Linked DNA regions of Homo sapiens: region 1 is linked to region 2. The links are chromatin loops, found by intact Hi-C in ENCODE. Cell type or tissue: GM12878. All regions are shown on one strand.

The links. Peaks named below come from ENCODE experiments on the same cell type or tissue, not always from the same donor. Only the 100,000 strongest peaks of a DNase experiment are listed, where the experiment ranks them.
Region 1: a loop joins it to region 2, with 10 times the contacts of the local background. A loop is called at or near these places in 1 of 110 quality-filtered maps.

The regions. Positions count from the first base shown.
Region 1 is chr6:20,836,046-20,838,545 of GRCh38, forward strand. The region is part of intron 8 of CDKAL1 (CDKAL1 threonylcarbamoyladenosine tRNA methylthiotransferase); the gene reads left to right. Among named protein-coding and RNA genes, the nearest start is that of CDKAL1, 300 kb to the left of the region's middle. In GM12878, no CTCF peak of the experiment used is centred here; a DNase peak (open chromatin) is centred at 1,396.
Region 2 is chr6:20,707,248-20,709,747 of GRCh38, forward strand. All of the region lies in intron 5 of CDKAL1 (CDKAL1 threonylcarbamoyladenosine tRNA methylthiotransferase), which reads left to right. Among named protein-coding and RNA genes, the nearest start is that of CDKAL1, 170 kb to the left of the region's middle. RefSeq lists an enhancer at 1,449-1,498. In GM12878, no CTCF peak of the experiment used is centred here; a DNase peak (open chromatin) is centred at 1,304; H3K27ac peaks cover 296 bases.

The sequences.
Region 1 (2,500 bases), 130 kb after region 2:
CTCCCTCAAGCCTCCTTTTTACTCCCTCCTATGTAGATGAAAAAGGAAAGCAGGAGTGTACCTCCTATGAATAGCCCACACCTGCACTTTTCGATAGTGACTCGGTAGAGTAACTATTTCATTCACTTGGACATGACCTCAAGATTTAGCAGTGGGAAAAGAAAAGCATCGAAGTAAATCAAACTGACGATTATGTTACAAAGGCTATCTGATTTGCTGAGTTCCAGCCATCATATTACCAAAAATATAATGTTTGCATATTATACAAACATTTTCATTTTTAAAAAAGCAGCACCGTCACTAAGTTAGTTATATATAAAAATTCAGCGTAAGTTGCAGTTATTCTGTAGCATATTCAGTGGCATTACAGTTGAAAAGAATAGAATCTGGGAATCCAGGTCTTTCTTATGATTCACTTTTGTCTCTGTCATAGGTTGGCTTTTTAGGGTTATACTCCATGAATATCACCACCTCTTGGGATGGAAGTTCTCAGCTGGCACATTCCTTGCTCATCTCTGAAATACTGTTCTTTAATGTTCTTATTTAAGTTCTTAAATTGACGTATTTCCTCTGTTGAGATGCATTTTTTCCCTTTTCCATCCAAATGTTTCTGAAAACAGCACAATTCTTTATAAAGGAATATACATTCCTTTAAATACATCTTGTATTTAATGGGGGTAGTTTTTATCATTCCCTTCTCCTGTTCCAATAAAGAAAAGAGCTCTCACTGAATTGATAGGGATTCTATCCATCAGTCAAGGAAAAGAGGTGTAATGTGTATGTAGGAGAAGAGGCACTAAACCACTGTGCAGCTGAGGTCCGCGTGGGAAAGGTTTCTTCTCATGGATATTTGGGTAGTCGCCTTGATAGCCAGTGGACTGTGTGCTAAGGCCCTACCAGTTCCCTCATTTTCTCTCTCTGGTAAATGCTACTTTGTCCTGGCCCTGCGTTAGGTAGTAATCTCCAAGTCAAAGATGGGCAGTTGAATTTTACTGAAATTATTACAATGTTGATTAAAATTGTTAGCTCTCGAATTTGGAGAATTTGTTGAAGTTAAAATGGTGGGTAATTACATAAATGCTTAGGCACTACTTTTTCATTTCACTTTAAAACATGTCATCTCTCTTCCTTATGTGATTGCTCACACCATTATTTGACCCAAACAATTTAAGTTTTTTCCCACACAGGTTAGAAATTTAAGTTTTATCTGAATTTAGCTTTCTAGTTTCAATGCCCTTGAAATATAAGATTTTTTTTTTCTTTCCCAGGATGTTTTGACTCATGTTAGAACAATACCTTTTATCCCAGGCGCCAAAATATGGTACCTGTTACATGTTATAGAATTAGCCTCAACCACTGTTTCCTGTGAGATTTCACCTCAGCAGACGTCAGCCTCCATAACCACTGAGAGAACAAAAACAATAGTTTTGTTCACTAATACTCCTTTGCTTTTAGAGTATATTTTATGGTCCATTATTCAGGTTTTTTGGTTGGTATATTTTGCCTGTGGCTTAGTCAGATTTTCAGATTAACCCTTAGGTAAGTCTTTGCTAGAGACCACTTTCCCATAAGTTGACCTTTAGAATATCTGAAAGTACAGATTTAGTTTTGCTTAGTTTAACAGCAGACGAGTGTTAACTATTAATCTGCAGAAATAAATATTTCTAATACTAGCATAAATTTGGCTTCACTTCAGCATATAATAATAATAATAATAATACTTTTTATAAATATATATATGCCTTGTTTTCATTCCTGCAAATTCTAATTCAGTAAATCTGATAAGGGGGCCAGGTATGTGTACCTAAAAAGAAAAAACAAAAACAACCTACAACCCCAAAACCAAACAAACCAGACATAGAGAACAGTTAGGGGTGGAGCTGGGAAGAAATTGTGTGTGTGTGTGTGTGTGTGTGTGTGTGTGTGTGTGTGTGTGTATACTTCTATGTATATGATTTTTATATATGTATACATCTACTTGTATATATGTATACATCTACTTTTATATATGTATACATCCATTTTTATAGATGTATACATCTACTTTACATAATTTTAAAACAGTATTTGTTACTGCTTTTTAAACTTTATGGTATATTAGGAATATATCTTACATGGCAGAATTATATTCTTAAAGGATAAATTATATGTCTATTTATATGTATAATGTATACATATATTATGTAAATAAAATCTCCTACTATGGTAGGAAGTGTATAGTTGTGTTCACAGTTCCTGTTTCGTTTTCAGCTTGGACATTCGTAAGTTAGCTCAAGTCTGTAGCACAGTGTCACTTTGTCTGGGTCTCAGCTTGAATGGCCAACCAGGTGTCTATGTCACAAACATTATTTGACAATTACAGCTGTCTCTACTGCTGTCTTTGGAAAGTATAGATAATATCTTAGCCTTAATTTTTGTCTGCTGTCATTGCTTTATAAAACTAAAAATAACAACGAAGGTGGAACAAAAGAAAATTTTCGGAAAAGTATGTACTTTATGG
Region 2 (2,500 bases):
GGGTCTTTCCTTGGTCACGTGGCTGTTGAGATCTGCCTGGGTTAGTTGCAAACCATTAATCCAGTAGCACAGAATGATGAAATATTTGACTACTGGGTGTTTGAAGTAAGAAAACAAATCCTTTTAAAAGTTATTATTCAGCAACCACAGAATGCTTTTATCATGTTGATATAACATCTGAGTCTTTACATTTTATCTAAGGGTAGCCTATTCTTATCTACAACATAAAAAAGAAATCTAGGTAATATTTGGCATTATGGTAACTAGCTACCATATAGCACCTGTCTGCTTACCCACTGTGGTGGGGTAACCATATAATTCAGTGATTAAACTGGAATACTTTTGTCAGTGACAGAGAGCTAGGACGAAAGGTGTAAACAAGGATATGTAGTCATTTTACTTACAAGGCATAGCCATATTTTGCCATCTTCCATGATCAAGAATAACTGACTATTCCTCATGCATGTAAGAGTAATTCTTATTTTCAAATTGCATTAATTGTGCTGGTATAGTGCCTCATATAAAGTAGGTACTCAATAAATATTTGTAAATTGAATAAATGTTTATGCTTAAAGAAATCTTAAAGCTTCCTGCCAAAATCTTTAAAAATGTACGTTTTAGAAGGGCTTTGAGTTAAACATCCTCTGTATTTTCTTGATATTAAGACCCAGTGTCAGGATTCCCCACAGTGGCATTACCCATGGACCTGTGATCTAAACTCTGAAACCATTTTAATATGTAGTATATTATAAGAGTAGGAAAAGCACTTAATTGCAATTACGTATTGTTCTGTCTAAAATAATTTAACTGTGTGCTAGAAGAGTGAGCCCTTTAGTCAAGTGCTTATGACTTATCTTGGTAACTTATTTACTTTACCTTTTTACTTGAAGTTGTTAAACAATTCAGTGGCTACTTAACATTTCCTTAAATTTACTCTGAGAGAAAATAAGGAACCCAAGTCATTTAATTTACTTGTTTGTTAGTACCTTGTCAGAGACTTTAATAGTACGGAAAGAAATTTGGGATAATTTTTTTCACGAATTTTCAATTTTTGTGTTGTTCACTTTAGAAATTTTCTTTCATTTAAAGTTTTCTCTCTCCTTGCAAGGCCTACTTTACTATATATGACATAGAAAAGGGTGCAGGAATTTCTATCCTTTTCTATGTGGTGATTCTTGCCTGCCTGGGCAGCTTATGAGACAGATTGGATTTAGCTCAACCCTGGAATGTGTGTTACAGTGTGGTGGGTTTTGGCAAGTCACTTGTGGTTTAGAGGGACTCTATGACGTGGGCTGGGAACTTTGGTCTTTTCTTTTGGTTTGAAGTAGGTTTTTTAAAAAAGGTGTTAGACAGTTTCAGGTTCGAGACCTTGTTAATTGGTTTAACATCCCATCTGTCCTAGTCACTCTGATTCTAATATGACAGAATTGAAACAGATGCTATTTAAATCTCCATTTCTTTATTTTATTTTAGTTTTTTGTATGTGTGCATGTGTCTGATGATATTGTAGTCTTGGTCTTTCTGTATCTTTCCCTTTGACTTTTCTACAATTTCTGGTCTGGTTTCTTTGTGTTTCAGCCTTTTTCTTCTTGTCCTTATGTTTTTTCTTTTTGACTTTTTTCACTTGAGTGACAGAGTTTACCAAGTCTTATTGTTTATGTCTACCCTGATGTATCATAATAGTCAAACATTGGTCATGATAGAACTTGCTTCAGTACTTCATGATTTTTATACAGTAGAACTAAATCCATGGGAAGATATTTATTTACTTGTTAATTATCTTCCCATTGCAATGTAAGCTCCAAGGGCAGGGGTTCTCTTTTTTTTACGACTGTATCCCCAGAGCCTGGAAGTGTGCTGAGTGTCTAACAGCTGTTAAAAAAAAAATGAATAGAAATGCTTTAGTTTTCTGAGAGTTTCCCAAATTAGATATTATTTAGGGAGAGTCTTGAAGTTCCTTTGCTCTACAGCACACCCCTGAACCTTGGCTGGTATTTGAACCGTCTAATGAAGAACAAAGTACTTTTGAGAGATTCTATTTGTAATACTGTAAGATTTTTTTTTTAATAGATTGAGCATCCCTAACCCAAAAATCCAAAATCTGAAATGCTCTAAAATTCACAACATTTTGAGCACCAATGTGATGCTCAAAGGAAATACTCATTGGAGCATTTTCAATTTTGGATTTTCCAATTAGGGATGCAAAAAAAAAATTTGAAGTCTGAACACTTCCACTTCCAAGCATTTCAGATAAGGGATCCTCAACCTGTAGTCTCTTCCCTTTCTAGTGCTCATTGTCCCTAGACTCGATTTTACTACTTTATCAGTTAAGATGCTTGTTGGTTTCATTAATAGAAATCTCAGCTGAAACTCACTTAACAATAAGGACGTGGATTATGTTGCACAACAGGAAGTACAAGAAGGCTTCAGAGTGGGTTAATTGAACTCATTGTTGTCATAAGAGACCTAGGTTGGGTCTTTTTATATTTTTCTTTTGCTT